2 separate regions of the Homo sapiens genome follow, and region 1 is linked to region 2. The links are chromatin loops, found by intact Hi-C in ENCODE. Cell type or tissue: endothelial cell of umbilical vein. All regions are shown on one strand.

Region 1 (8,000 bases), 93 kb before region 2:
CACGTGGTTGATGCTAACAACCTGACTATATTGAATGCCTGTTTTCATTTGCCTGGTGCCCTGAGCCACACAGAATATTTGACCACTGTAGGGGCTGGAGAGTGAGTAACTGAGGTCAGCTACGTGGACGCTCCATGCCTATGTGCCTGACCCCCAATAAAAACCCTGGACACTGAGGCTCAGGCGAGCTTCTCTGGTTGGCAATTCTTTGTGTGTGTCATCACACAGTTTCTGGAAGAGATAAGTGCTGTTCATGCAACTCTGCTGGGAGAAGATAGCTGGGAGCTTGTGCCTGGCTTCTCCTAGCCTCTGCCCTGCACACCTTTTCCCTGTGCTGATTCCTGTCTGTGTCCTTTTGCTGTAATAAACCATAGCTACAAGTATGACAGCTTTCTGAGTTCTGTGAGTCCTTCCAGCAAGTCCCTGAACCTGAGGGTGGCCTGGGGGACCCGTGACACAGACCCTATAAGGCCCCTATATATAGTTTTTGAGACAAGGTCTCACTCTGTCACCCAGGCTGGAGTGCTGCAGTACAATCACAGCTCAATGAAGCCTCAACCTCCTGGGCTTAGGTGATTCTCTCACCTCAGCCTCCCAAGTAGCTGGGACTACAGGTGCATGCCCCACATCTGGCTAATTTTTGTATTTTTTTGTAGAAACGGGGTTTCACCATGTTGCCCAAGCTGGTCTCAAACTCCTAGGCTAAAGCAATCGACCCACCTTGGCCTCCCAAAGCTCTGGGATTACAGGCATGAGCCACCATGCCCAGTCCCCTATGAGACCCCTATTTTACAATCAGGGAAATCAAGGCTGGGAGCGGTGGCTCATGCTTGTAATCCCAGCACTTTGGGAGGCCGAGGTGAGGGGATCATGAGGTCAGGAGTTTGAGACCAGCCTGGACAACACAGTGAAACCCCATCTTTACTAAAAATACAAAAATCAGCTGGGCATGGTGGCAGGCACCTGTAGTCCCAGCTACTCAGGCAGCTGAGGCAGGAGAATCACTTGAACCCAGGAGTTGGAGGTTGCAGTGAGCCAAGATCGTGCCATTGTACTCCAGCCTGGGTGACAGAGTGAGACTCCATCTCAAAAAAACAAAAATGAAAACAAACAAACAAACAAAAAATCTGGGAAATCAAAGCCAAATGGTTTAAATGATGGCCCCACAGTCACATAGGAAGCAGCAGAGCTGGGGTTTGAATTCAGGTAGCCAGGCTTGCAGTCTGGCCTTGCCATGCCACTGGGTGCTAACAGACTGTGGTCAGAAAGAAGGAGGGTCCAGTCTGCCTGAGGCATTAGGAGCCACTTGGCAGGGGTGGGAGGATTAATTTGCATAGGACCCTAAAAATCAATAGTTACACCTTTTTTTCCTAATCATACGTGAAATAGGTATTCTTTATTGAAAAAAAGCAAGCAATAAATAAGTTGTGTTTGGCACAAAATGGACCCCTCTCTTAATTTGAATTCCAAAGACAACTGCCACCAACAGCCTGGAGTGTGTCCTTCAGTACCTTTCTCTACACGCAAACACGTACCTGAGCTAAAGCACTATATTACTTCCTATTACTGATGTAACAAGTGATCATAAACATAGCAGCTTAAACAACACCAGTATATTCTCTTATTGTCTGGAGGTCAGAAGTCCGAGATCGATTTCGTTGAGCTAAGCAAGACATCAGCAGGACCGGTTCCTTCCGGAGGAGAAGCATTTCTTTGTGTTTTGTGGCTTCTGGAGGCACCTGCATTCCTGCTCTCGTGAGCCCGTCCTCGCATCCCTACAACCTCTTGCTTACAGAGGTCACAGCTTCTGCCTTCTGCTTTCTCCTATAGTCAAATCTCCCTCTTACAAGGACAATTATGACTATGTTTAGGGCCCAGGATCATCTCCCCATCCCAAGATCTGTAACTGAATCCCATCTGTGAAGTTTCTCGTGCCATGTAAGTTTCGGGGATCAGGACATGGATGTCTTTGGGGACAGGATTCTGCCCACCCCATACCCTGCCTGCAGCCCCGCTGCTTGCCTTTCCCACCCCCTTCGTCAGCCTCTCTGTGCCAGCATGAGCGGACCTGCCTCATCCTTTCCACTGGATGAGCCCTTACACAGCAGCTGCCTATTAAAGGCAGGGCCAGCTGTGTTCACAGGGAAACGGGTCAGAGTTCTGACGCCCCTGGGAGCTGAGAGGAAGGAGCTGGCTGGTCCCTGCAGTCCAGGAGAAACTGAGAAAGAGCTCTGGAAAGGACTGAGTCTGCCTATGGCCAAAACCTCCCCTGGAGGCACTTCCAAGTTTCCCAGGTTCCCCAAGCCAGAGATGGCTGGTGCAATGTGTGAATTGACACCAAAGCTGGGACTTGGGGACAAAGGTGGCATAAAAGTGGAGGCCAGAATGCACTGGGAAAAAGCACCCTTATTTTGAGGTCATAGCCATGTACAGACCAGCGGGTGTCCAAAGGGACCTGCTTAAAACTTAATAGCTTCCTTAACGTTTACACTCACATTTCCACACTCATCCTCATGCTGCGTGCACAGGTTATGCTTTGACTGCTCCTCTAGCATCCCCCTGCCCATGCACCAGGCCTGTTAATTTATATTCTTGTTACTTGGTTCGTTCTCTTGTTTGACCTTCCAGGCCCCTGTCTAACAGATGGGTTATTTTATACATCAAAATGGAGGTTCAGAGAGTCAAATTGAGGAAAGAGGTTCAGAGAGGTTAGGCAACTTGCGCAAGGGCACACAGCCAGGAAGTCGCAGATCTGGTTTCGGATACACTGCCTCAGTTCCCTATCAGAGAGCTCTCTGGTGAGGACCAGAGATTAAGCTAGCATCCTAGGGAAGTCCAGATGGGAACTAGTGTCCTCTGTCATTTTTCTGCTATCAGCAGAGGGTCTTGGGCCTGGGTTTGACACCCATCTGGCTACCTCCAGATTGATCTCCAGCTGGGAGGCAGAGGTGTCCCCACCCGTCCAAGGTCACCAGGGTCATGACTGTCTAGACAAGATGTGAAATGTCCCCTTCCTCTTGGCCCCATGTTTGCCTGTGGCCTGAACTGCCTCCCGCATCTGCTGGTGAAGTCACATCCTTAGAGCCCTGGGGTGGGCACATGAGGTCATCCTGGCAGGCTCGAGCCAGCCCGTGCCTGCCCCCACCCCCCGCTGCAGCTGCCTGGTCCCACCCCGCAGAGGGATCAGGTTTTGGGGAGGGAAGAGGCTAAAACCAGCTCCCAGGATGGGAGACTTGGGAGCTCTGGTCAAACCATCCCTTTTCCTCTCCCATCCCAGACCTGGGGGAGAGACTGGGGTGCCACGAGGGCAGGAGTGACCAACTCCATCCAGGTTTGCCTGGGGCCATCCCAGTCTTAGTACCATGAGTCCTGTGTCCCAGGAACACCCTAGTCTGGAGCTCACGGAGGCAGCTGTGGACCCACCCGTATGGGGTTGTGGAGTTTCTCTTTCATTCCTCCTGGGAAAAGGCCTGTCCACAAGCCTCACACCCTTGCAACCCACTGGTGTTTCTGCGAAGGGTGGAGTGGGGAAAAGCGTATGTGTCTGCTCGCCTGTGTAGCCTTGTACAAACACTTACACCCCAACCTCAGTTTTGTCTTCTGGAGAATGGGGATAAGGATGCTACCCTCCTGGCAGAGCTGCTGAGAGGCTTAAAGGAGGGAGAGATTGTAAGTGGCCAGCAAGGGAGAGCTTTTATAAAGAACAGCACAGAGGGGAGATGGCAGGCAAAGCAGAGTGAGTGCTGGGGACATTCTGCAAGTGGAGGTGGCCACGGGCAGGGGCGGGTGCTGGTTGTGTGCCTAGAGTGTGCCAGGCCCACACGGGCTGTGTTCTCGGTTCACCCTCAGAGCTACCTAGGAGGGAACCCATGTAGTTCATGAATGTCATTACCCCCATTTTATGGATAAGGAAACTGAGGCTCTGGGGGCAGCCAGCAAGGGGCAAAGCCCTGCCCCCACCTGGCAGCAGCTGTCTTTGCAGATAGGAGCCTGCAGTGCAGGGGAGAGAAGGGACCCGTTTTTCCCGTCTGTTGCCCCGTCGTCACCCAGAGACCCAGAGGTGCTCGATGCTGGCAGCAGGAGCACCTGTGGGGCCCCAGGGCCAGGATGCCCTCCCAGACTCTGCCACCCACACCAGTGACTCCATCTTGGAGGTGGGAGCCTGTTTCCTCCTCTATAAAATGGGGATGAGGCCACTGAAGCAGTTGAAGGGAAGTTTCAGTGACCACCCGTGGCCAGCGCCGAGCCACGCAGGCTGGGGCACCCGGGGACTCCATGTGAGTGGCCAGGGTTGGAATCCTGATGATCCTGGGGACCTAGGGACACCTGCAGGGGACTGCAGCTCCCCTACCGCCTCCCAGCTGGGTGGGGCGTCTCTCTGTGCTCCCCCCATTACGGGCCACGGGCCACATCGTTCTGAGCTGTAACTTCCTGCTTACTCCTTGCTACACGCCTGTCTCCCTCCCTGCTGGGTCGCTGCAGGCAGATGCTTATTCGGGAGCTGGAGTCCAGGCTTCACCTCCTGGAGCCCTGTCCCCACCTTGGAGCAGTAGGGACAAAGCAGATGTCCCCTCCCACACCATGTCCTGGACGACTCCCTAGACCAGGGATTCTCAAAGTGAGGTCTGAGACTCTTGGAGGGATCCACAGGGTCCTTCTTTTCCTTCCCTACATCTCTGTGAGGTCGGGTTTTCTTCATGTCCTTCAACCAAAACGCCAAGTCACACCAGACCGGATGCAAAAGCAGATTTGGGAATCCAGCTCTCTTCTAAGGGACTGGACGTGAAAGAGGTTTGCAAAATTGTGAAACATACGATGCCACTCTCTTCTCACTATTTCTTTATGTTTGGGAAAAAAATGTTATCTTTCTTAAAATATATTACTCAACATATTAAGGAGCATAAAATTGTTCTTTTAAAATAAATGCATGTTTTGAAATTTTATCATGTTAATCTCTAATGCAGTAAATACTGATAAATAGAACCCACATAAACAAAAGCCCTTTTGGAGTCCTCAGTAATTTCTAAGGGTGTCATAGGGTCTAGGGGCCAAACAGTCTGGGAACTGCTCCCTTAAACAGCAATCTTACTTGATCCTTAAATTAAAATGGCTAACAGCAGCCGGGCACAGTGGCTCATGCCTGTAATTCCAGCACTTTGGGAGGCCAAGGCGGGCGGATGGATCGCCTGAGATCAGGAGTTGGAGACCAGCCTGGCCAACATGGTGAAACCCCGTCTCTACTAAAAATACAAAAATTAGCTGGGTGTGGTGATGCACACCTGTAATCCCAGCTACTCAGGAGGCTGAGGCAGGAGAATCGCTTGAACCCGGGAGGCAGAGCTTGCAGTGAACCAAGATCGTGCCACTGCACTCCAGCCTGGGTGACAGTGAGAATCTGTCTCCAAAAAAAAAAAAAAAAAAAATAGCAAAGAGTTACTTCACACTTTCTATGCACCTGGCATTGTCTGAACCTTGTGCATGGACAGTTGTACAGAGACATACACATAGATACTATCTAACAGCACACGAACCCTCTGAGGTGGGTTTCAATTACCCCATTTTACATATGGGGAACTCAGGCTCTAAGTGGCCCCTTAACCACCAGGGGCCACTGCCTCTGGGGAAGCCCCCCCACTGGGACCCTCAAAGTCTGTTTCAGGAGTGGCTGAGATTCCAGGACAAACCACCTGGAATTCTCAAAGTTGGCCCCCACCTTGGAAAATCCCCTGAGGCTCACTGGCCCAGACTACCTTGGGGGACCCCAAACCCTGGCATGTCCTGGTCACTTGCTCTGAAGGAAGCCTGGCCACTGCTCACTCACCCACCTCCCGCCACACCAGGCCTCCGGCTTTTCCGTGCTGCTCTTCGGACACCCAAACTGTGCCAGCCTCGGGGCTTTTGCACCTGCTGTTCCCTCCCGCCGGAATGCCTTTCCTCCACGTGGGGCCCGTCATCGTCCCTGGCCTCTCATGTAAAATAGCAGCACCCTCTCCCACTCGTCTTCCCCTCCACCCTTTCGCTGCTATTTCCTGTGTGACACTCGGCACTATGGGACATTGTGTTGTGGATGCACTGGTTCAGGGGTTCAGTGTCTGTCTCCCTGTGGAAATCTAAACCCGGTAAGAGCCCAGGCACAGCAACAGGTCCCAGCATGGTGGACTCAGTGAGTGGATGAACAGGATACGGGGACAGGAGAGTCACGCCTGGCTACAGGGACGCCCATCCACCTCCTCCAGCCTGGCTGACCGGCGCCGTGCTGGCCTGCTGCCCAGACTTGCCAGATCTTTCGATTTTTCAAAAGAAGCTGAACATCCAGATTTTTATGTAAAATCTTTTTTTTTTTTCACTAGCAACTTATTCAAATTAACAAAAAGAAAAAAACAGCTTGGTGAGCCAAACCTTATGTAGATAAACTCAGTTTGGCTAATCAGACTCGCCTTGCCTTCTAAGGGGAGGTGACATTTGAACAAGACTGGAAAGCCTTCAGAGCTAGGCGCAGGCCAAGCAGGGGAGGAGGGGAACAGGGTCGTGCCAGGCCAGCTGGGGCTGGGTTGTGGGGAGCATTTGAGAGGTCCGCACTCCGTGGACAGGCCCGTCACCCTTCCCCTTGGCTTCGGAAGTCTCCCCACCTCCCCCCGACCCCAGGCCCAGCTGGCTGCAAGCCATACACTTGAAGCATATGCGTGGAGTGTTTTGAGAAACGGAACACACAATACATCGCAAATAAGGCTGCTTCTCCGTCTGGCTGGGACACATCTCCACGCTCCGCCAGATGGTCCCCCGCCGCCTCCCCAGCTGAGGCCGGGGCTTTGTGAGGTTGCATTCTGCGTAGAGGCTCCTCTCCATTCTGCAAGAGGCTGCTGGGAAGCTCTCTCCCCGGGGTGGCCGGGAGGATTTTTCTTGGCCCACAGACAGGAAGCTGATTCAGCCGGGAACCTTCTTCTGCATTCAGAACCCCCACAGCTCCATCCTCCTCCATCCCCTGCCCACCACGCTCCATCCCCCACCAGCCCCCATGACCCAGAGCCCCAGTGCGCTGGTGTTTATTGCTAATTGTTTTCAGACAGATGGTGTGGCCCAGAGTCTAATTCCCCAGGCTAGGGGGCGGGGGATGCTAGAGGAGAAGGCCGTGACCTTGACCACTTGCATTCTTGAAGAAAATGTTTGGCCCAGCCTGGGAGGCGGGGCGGTGGGCAGTGATGGCTAGGGCTTACAGAGGGGAAGTTTCAGGGCTTTGAGAAGGGAACAGGGGAGTAGGAGGAGGCTTTGAAATGTGGGAAACAACCCTGCAGCCCCAAGGGCTGATAAAGCTGGCTGGAGAATGGCCCCACCTTCAGGAAGCCCTCTGGGATTGAAGCCTGCGAGGCAGGGAGAATTCCTCCTGCAGGGTTGGATTTAGGGATGTGGGGAGTAGGGGATTTGTGGGGAGGGTGGAAGACCTCCCCACAATTTAATAAGGAGCCTCACTTTTTTTTTTTTTTTTTTTTGAGACAGAGTCTCACCCTTTTGCCAGGCTAGAGTGCAGTGGCGCGATCTCGGCTCACTGCAACCTCTGACCCCCTGGTTCAACCAATTCTCCTGCCTCAGCCTACTGAGTAGCTGGGATTGCAGGCACGCACCACCAAGCCCAGCTACTTTTTGTATGGTTTGTAGAGATGGGGTTTCACCATGTTGGCCAGGATGGTCTCGATCTTCTGACCTCGTGATCCGCCCGCATTGGCCTCCCAGAGTGTTGGGATTACAGGCGTGAGCCATTGCACCCAGCCAGGAGCCTCACTTTTTAATGTAATTTCAACATGATCTGAAGGCTTACAGAGCCACCAACATTTCACTAGATCCCATGAGTCTGCCAAGCTGAATGAAGACCCCAAATTACAGATGAGAAAAAGAGGTGGCCTGTGAGGTGAGATGGCTTGCCTTAGGTCACACAGTCCACAAAGATCCATTGAGCTGTCACTCTGTGCCTGGTGGGAACACAGCCATGGCAGAGGACAGGACTG
Region 2 (8,000 bases):
TTCGTTCACCTGTGACCCCCAGCACCCTCACTGAATGGTACATCAATAAATAAATGAATGAATTGCAACCAAGCCTTGTGACCTTGGGCACTTAACAGTCCTGTGCCTCAGTTTCCCCTCTGTGGAATAGGGACAATAATGGTATCGACTCTGACAAAAGGGGAGTCCTGACAAGGAATTTGAATGAGAAGGAATTTCCTGATAAGGAATTTGAATGAGAGATGGGGGGATCTCAAAATACACCAGTGATTTCAGTCACACTGCTCCACAGAGGCCCAGGCATGAGTGACGTTATATAAATATTTAATAACTTGATGGTCTGGGCTCCCATCCAATGGAATGAAACCTGGATGTAAACACCGGGCACAGTGTCCTTATGTGGATCGGTGTGTCTGACCCCTGGGCACCCGCTGGGGGTGCAGCTCCACCAGGCCCAGTGCTCTGGAGCTCCCGCAGACGCCACCTGCCACCACGCATAAGCCAAGGTGAACAGGCAGCCGCAGGAAGGGCGTCCAGATGGGTGAGTCGCTGGGACCCTTTGCAGACTCCCGAGGGGCGGTGGAGCCCACAGAAAATGCAGTGGGGCTGCAGAGCCTGGACTCCCCACCCAGGCCAGATGTCCTCAGCTCAAGACCCACCAGGCGCTTCCTCCCCGCTGGTCTACAGTGCCTGAAACGTGGGCCTCCCCGACGCGGGCAGTGGGTCTGTTGGAGTGGCCAGAAGGGTCCTGTTAGGGAACCTGTGGATGGCTCAGGATTTTAGAATACTCCGAGCCTGGGGTGCCCAGAGAGCGGACCTTCGGAACCCACATGAGTGTCTCTGCTTGTGACTCCCGGCAGCTCCTTAATCCTAAAGAAGCCAGATCCGAATCTTGCCAAATTGTAGCCAGGAGTTCTCGAGCAGCCGGAGAGCGATGGATTTCCACCGGCAGAGGAAAGATCCAGCTTTAGGAGCAGAATCACACCTGCCAGCTGGCCCTAGCAAGCTGTGGTCTCTGGGAGGCCAGGGACGAGAGCCCACTCCCTCCTCCGTTCATGGCTCAGGGTCGTGGCCAGAGCCTGCCTGTGTAGAGGCGACTCCAGCAGCCCCCAGCCCCGCCCAGCTCTGCCCACACAGCTGCAAGGCCAGCATCCTGCCCTTTGTCAAGTTCACCACAGTCATGTCCCACCCCCCATTCGCTGAAATCAGCCCCAAATTGCCTGGAAACCCAGACCCCGCACCCCCTCCCCAGCTTTCCTTCTTCATGGAGTTTCTATTTCAGAACAAGGAAACAGATACCCCCAAAACAATTAAAGAAATAAATCTATAATTACAAATTGTACTACGTGCCATGGGGAGAAATGGCAAGCAAAGGAGATGGGCTACTTTTAAGGATGAGTTTTGACACCAAAATAGTTCCAGGATATTTCCTGGGTTTGTGAGAACAAGGGTTTTTATCCCACGAAAGAGAGAACAAAGAAAGGAAAGAGGGAGGGAAAAGAAAAGGAAAGAAAGAGAGGGGAGAAGAAAGGGAGGGAGAGAAGTCAGGAAAGAGAAAAGGGCCACTGATTCCCCAGAACCATGGCCTCATCCAGGGGCCATTACAACGCAGCCATGAGACAAATCCAGCCAGTAGCAAAGGAGAAGAGTTCGCAGCCTGCACACTAGGAATAATTTTTACATTTTTAAAATTTTTATATATTTATTCATTTATTTGAGACAGGGTCTTGCTCTGTTGCCCAGGCTGGAGTGCAGTGGCCCAATCACAGCTCACTGCAGCCTTGAACTCCTGGGCTCAAGCAATCCTCCCACCTCAGCCTCCCGAGTAGCTGGGTCTACAAGTGCATGCCACCACACCCGGCTAATTTTTTTTTAAACACTGGGTCTCACTACGTTGCCCAGGATGGTCTCAAACTCCTGGCCTCAAGTGATCCTCCTGCATAGGCCTCCCAAAGCAATGGGATGACAGGCATGAGCCACCGCACCTGGTCATTCTTTACATTTTTAAGGAGTTTTTACAAACAAAACAAAAAATAACAAAGAATGCACAACAGAGGCCTCATGACGCACAAAGCCTAGAATATTGACTATCTGGCCCTTGACAGAGCACGCTTGCCATCTCCGAATCCCGCCACTGACTCCTGCCTGGGCCAGCCGTGAAAAGCAGAAAGAAGGGACAGATCAGACGGCCGAGAATTTTCCATTTCTGCCCACGAGGCCAAGCACCATCCATCACAAACCTCTAAACGCCGAGGCCTGGAAGGTTAAGTGATTTCTGCTCCAGCTCAGTGAGGCGAGGTCAGGGGCCGGCCAGAGAATGGATGTCCTCATGCACCAAAGAGAAAGGAGTCATTGCCCAGCCTCTACCATTAGCCATTGCTCATCGGCTGTTTAGGAAGCAGGGGCATTAATTTTGCTTGTTCCACGCGTGGTGTTTTATGAAATAAGGGGAGAGAAAAGGCCTATTTGTCAGTCAGGGCTCCTGGCTTCAAGTGACAAAATTCCCAATTCAAAGTGGCTGAAGCGACGGAGAGAGTTTATCGGCTCATGTTACTGAAAAGTCCAGGGGTTGGGTGAGTTTCAGGCACAGCTGGATCCAGGGGCTCACAATGGCACCACCAGGACTCATTCTCTCCATTCCTCTGGGTGTTGTTGTTGTTGTTGTTTTGGGTTTTTTTAGATGGAGTCTCGCTTTTGTTGCCCAGGCTAGAGTGCATTGGCATAGTCTTGGCTCACTGCAACCTCTGCCTTCCGGGTTCAAGCAATTCTCCTGCCTCAGCCTCCCTTGTATTTTTTGGTAGAGACAGGGTCTCGAACTCCTGACCTCAGGTGATCTGCCCACCTTGGCCTCCCAAAGTGCTGAGATTACAAGCATGAGACACCACGCCTGGCCCTCTGGGTTGGTTTTATTCTCAGGCAGGCTCTCCCGTCCTAAGGTAAGAATCTCACTGATACCCGACTACATCATGTGACCCTCCTTTGGACCAATGACTGCTGTCAGAGGATGGGATGACCTGATTGGCCAAGCCTTGGTCATGTGCTCCTCCAGGAGCCAGGGAGGCGGGGTCAGCCCCACCTGAACTACAGATGATGAGAGAAAAGAAGAAAGCTGTTTTCCTCAACGAGATCCGGGGCGCCATTACCAGGAGGAACAGATGCTGAGTTGGTAAAAGCAACAGCTGTCCCCAACAGAAGCAAACTCCTATTTCCCAGGCCCCTTGGCTAAGTCTCACCACCACCCATTTTACAGCTGAGTAAACTGAGGTCTTGGAGGTGAAGTCAGTCTCCTTCTTTGGTGATGCAGTCGGCACCCCAGTCCCAATCTAGGTCTGATTCATGCTCAGGCTGTTCACATTGACCAGCGTGCATCTCTAATCCTGCCCTCCAAGAAGCCTGCACACAGTTGGTGTGCAATAAATGCACAGCACATCAAATTGTTGTTAAGAGTCTGCCCCTGCCCACTGGACCATAAGATGCCTGAGGGCAGAGACCATGTCTGTCCTGTTCACTGTGGCACCCCAACACCCAGAGCGTAGTAGGTGCCCCCCCCAACGCTTGGTAAATGAATGAATGACTCCCTGGCGTATAGTACGCGCTCCACAAATACTGGACAAACATGTATCTCTGTGGATGCTCCACAAATACCTGCTAAGTGAATGCAAGTCTGTCTAGGGCCTCACGCACAGTAGGTACTCCACAAACAGTGGTAAATGAACAGATTCTTAGTGCCTGCACATAGTGGGTGCTTAGTAAATATTTAGTGAATCAATGAGTGGATCTCGATGGGAACCAAGCTGCCTGGATGCTCAAATATTTCCAGATCATTAACAAGATAGAGAGAGGAGAGAGATTAGGGGGCTGGTGGGGGAGGAATGAATGAGTGAAAGAATGAATGAAGGAAGGAAGGAATGACAGAAACCTTTGCTGGACTTTAGTGCTCAGACAAGGATCCACAGTCCTTGCGGCTCCACAGCGAGAATCAAGGCTGCCTGGAAGGAAGACCCAGTTTTGGAAAGGGCGCTGGGTCTTTGTGAGCTAGGAGAGGGGGCGGCGGGGCTGGCAGCAGAGTCAGGAGGAAGGGAGGTCAGCCAGGGCGGGCGAGCAACGGGGCCGTGCCAGGGACACCGCGCCCCGGGCAGGGCCTGCTCCCCCTGCCCCGACCTTGCCTCCCGTTCCACAATAGAGCATCCATTGTAAGTGGGTAATTGGGTTCCGGCACATCCCCTCCCCCGGCTGGGGGTGGAAGCAAAGGGAAACACAATCTGTTTTCTATTTGTCACGGCTGCCAAGACGCCACTCCCTCCCCCAGCCTCCGCTCTGGCTGGCCCGCTGAGCCACAGCCGCTGCGACATTCCTTGGCCTGGGCTGAGCCTGCATTCAGAGCTGCCCACCCCCGCTGGCTGACCCAAGAGAAACCACGTGACAGAGACCCAGAATCAGCCTCAGGGGCCTCCTGGCCTCGTTCCCCAGCCTCCCCCATGGGAAGCCAAAACCACAGCCCTCGCTGGAGGCTTTCCACCCCAAGGAGGACTCACATCCTGGCTCCCTCTCTTTTTAGCTGTGTGACCTTGAGCCAGTCACTCAGCCTCTCTGTGCCTGTTTCCTTCTCTAAAATGGGGAGGATAGTAATGATAGAGAGGCCCTCTTGCGTGTTAAACATACTCCTCCAGGCAGAGTGCAGAGCACATAGAAAGGGTTTGGTCGCTGTTAGCTGTCATTTGATTTATTCTTTTAGGGAGTGAGTGGGACCTTCCTGGTTTCAGTGTAATTCGCAGAGTTGGGTGTCTCTGTTCCCGAACAATTTGAAGTGGGGGAGACAAGGGTAAATGCTCAGGGGGCCCCATGCCTGAGCCGCAGGCTGCCTCACTGCACTGCCCACTCACACGCAAAGGGCCTGTTGGATGCCTCATGTGCGCCCAGCTCACACTGACCTGACAGGAGAGGATCAGAGAGGTGAGAGGAGGAACATACAGAAAAGTCAAAGGTCTGAGCTCTGCCTATGAGGGGCTGGCGACCCGTAGTGTTGGGTTAGAAAGCAAACAGGCTCTGCTGACATGTCCCTAAGCCCCTGAGTTCTGTGGGAGTTGGGGAACTGCAGCAGGCTTGGAGGACTTCCTGGAGGAGGGGAGCCAGGTTTGAATCCTGCCTCTGCTGTGGGTCTTGGGCAATGTCTTCACCGCTCTGGACTTTGTGATTTCATCTTTTGGGGACTTCTTCAAGAAAAAGAACAGCACAAGTCAGCCAGGCCTTTAACAGGTAAGGTTAGGGCAATTTCAGAAGAAACCAAGACACCTTGAACTTGGCTTTCGTTGTTGGATGAAATCCCGGGGTGGCCTTGACTTGGATGTTCAGAGTAATCCTGCTTCAGCCCCGCAAAGGGCCTGTGTGGACAGATGTGCACCTGGGGCTCCAACCCCAAGCCCCTCCACACCTTGGGCAATCACTGAACCTCCCAGACTCAGTCTCCACATCTGTAAAAGGGGACTTCAGAGGCACCAGCGTGAGAGCTTAAGCTAACAGACTTGGCACACAGCAACTGTTCAATAGATCTTAGCAACTACCCCTAATTCCCAGAGGCAGAGGCGTCTGAGAAAAGCGGAGGCAACAGACAGCAGAGGCCACAGCTTATTTGTGGACAGCAGCGGGGCCCTCACTCCCCTCTTGATGAATAAACCTGCACATGGTAGTAATGGTCCACATGAGTTCTTTCATGACCTCAGGTGCATAAAATCGGATTAATCATTGTCTTGTGACTCACTCCCATGGTTGGTGAAGCCTGACCTGTTTTGTTTTATGGGTTTATTTCTTCATTTCTTTTTGTGGTTTTGAATTTGTTTCACAATATAATGGACACTCATGAAGCTACCCCCAATGCAAGAACAGAACATAGGCAGGGACACATCTGCCCCCAGACTCTCCCCAGAAGTAAGCCCCACTCCTCGATTTAAATAAACACGTATTTTGTCCTCACTGTGGGCTTTGGGCATGAGCATGTTTGTGCCTAAACCGGTGCTTCTCACACGACAGTGTGCTCAGTCACTTGGGAGACTGTGGCCCAGCCCAGAGCATCCAACTCAACAAGTCTGGAGGAGAGCCCGAGAATGTGCATTGCCAACACGTTTCCAGGAGCTTTTGCTGCTGCAGCTCTGGGACCACACACTTCGAGAAGCTCACCCTAAAGAATGTATTATCAGGCCGGGCGAGGTGGCTCACACCTGTAATCCCAACTCTGTGGGAGGCCAAGGCGGGAGGATCACTTGAGGTCAGGAGTTTGAGACCAGCCTGACCAACATGGTGAAATCCCGTCTCTACTAAAAATACAAAAATTAGCTGGGTGTGGTGATGCACGCCTGTAATCCCAGCTACTCAGGAGGTTGAGGCAGGAGAATTGCTTGAACCCGGGAGGCAGAGATTGCAGTGAGCCGAGATGACGCCACTGCACTCCAGCCTGGGTGACAGAGTGAGACTTTCAAACAAAAAAAAAAAGAATTGATTATCGAGTCATAGTTGTTTTTAAACCTCCTAACACAAGGGTCATGGTGTATGTGGTCTTCTGTGACTAGGTTTTAGGTTTTGTTTTTTAACTCTCCACAGATGAGTCTTGATTTTACCTGAAGTGAGATTGACTCCGGGCACTTTGGTAGTGTCTGGAGACATTTTTGGCTGTCACAACTGGTGGAGAGGGTGCTGTGGCTCCAGGTATGCTGCGAAACGTCCCACAACCCACAGGACGGGCCCCATCACGAGGGGTGCACTGGCCTCCAATGTCCGTAGTCCCAAGAGACGCGAAGACGCACGTCCGCGCAAGAACTTGTACACAAATGTGCATAGCAGCGTTATTCACAGGAGCCAAGAAGTGAAAACAGCCCGAAAGTCCACCCGCTGACGACTCCATAAACCACACATGGTCTGTCCATGCAATGGAATATGACCAGCCACAAAACAGATTCAGCACTGACACGCTACAAAGTGGACAAACCTCGAAACATGATGCAGAGTGAAAGACGCCAGACACCGAAGGCCACACAGTGTCCGGTCCCATTTCTATGGAAAGCCCAGACCAGGCGGACCCGTAGAGCTGTACAGTAGGTTGGTGTTTGCCAGGGGCCGGGGGAGAAAGGAACAGGGGGTGACTGCGCATGGAACAGGGTTTCGTTTGTGCTTTTTTTTTTTGAGATGGTGTTTCACTCTTGTTGCCCAGGTTGGGGTGCAATGGTGTGATCTCAGCTCACTGCAACCTCGGCCTCCCAGATTCAAGCGATTCTCCCGCCTCAGCCCCCAAGTAGCTGGGATTACAGGCATGCACCACCACGCTCAACTAAATTTTTTTTTTTTTTTTTTTTTTTTAGTAGAGATGGGGGTTTCACCATGTTAGTCAGGCTGGTCTCAAACTCCTGACCTCAGGTGATCCACCCACCTCAGCCTCTTCTAAGTGCTGGGATTGCAGGTGTGCACCACTGCTCCCGGCCCTTTTTTTTTTTTTTTTTTTTTTTGGACAGGATTTCACTCCCATCACCCAGGCTGGAGAGCAGTGGTATGATCTCAGCTCACTGCAGCCTCTGCCTCCTGGGCTCAGGTGATCCTGTTGCCTCAGGCTCCTGTGTAGCTGAGACCACAGGCACACACCACCATGCCCAGCTAACTTGTGTAATTTTTGTATAGATGGGGTCTCGACATGTTGCCCAGGGTGATGTTGTACTCCTAAGCTCAAGTGATCCTCCCACCTAAGCCTCCTGAAATGCTGGGATCACAGGCGTGAGCCACCGCGCCTGCCTGGGTTTCCTTTTGAGGCTTGAAGATGCTGCTGCTGCACACATTCTTAGTCATGTCGCCTGGGACGCACGTTCAAGAATTCTGCCTTGGCGCACACCAAAGAGAAAAATTACTGAGTCTTCAAGAACAGGAAAGCTCCACTTTACTGGAAAATGTTGGCATTATGTTGAGTACTTGCTACTTGCACCCGGCACTGGGCTAGATAGCGACCTATTTTCTCATGTAATTGTCCCTGCACTAGTATTCTT

What was found. Hi-C counts contacts between places; a loop is a spot of excess contacts. Peaks named below come from ENCODE experiments on the same cell type or tissue, not always from the same donor. Only the 100,000 strongest peaks of a DNase experiment are listed, where the experiment ranks them.
Region 1: a loop joins it to region 2, with 6 times the contacts of the local background. A loop is called at or near these places in 6 of 110 quality-filtered maps.

Annotation. Positions count from the first base shown.
Region 1 is chr12:124,648,985-124,656,984 of GRCh38, forward strand. No RefSeq gene overlaps it. Among named protein-coding and RNA genes, the nearest start is that of NCOR2, 85 kb to the left of the region's middle. RefSeq lists enhancers at 2,757-3,270, 3,271-3,784. In endothelial cell of umbilical vein, no CTCF peak of the experiment used is centred here; DNase peaks (open chromatin) are centred at 3,017, 6,417 and 6,927; H3K27ac peaks cover 4,630 bases.
Region 2 is chr12:124,741,869-124,749,868 of GRCh38, forward strand. It overlaps LOC124903045 (a long non-coding RNA gene), which reads left to right and starts at 436. Exons shown (of 2, transcript XR_007063509.1): 1 at 436-520; 2 at 840-1,319. RefSeq lists enhancers at 3,064-3,113, 7,688-8,000. In endothelial cell of umbilical vein, no CTCF peak of the experiment used is centred here; DNase peaks (open chromatin) are centred at 393 and 4,223; H3K27ac peaks cover 1,292 bases.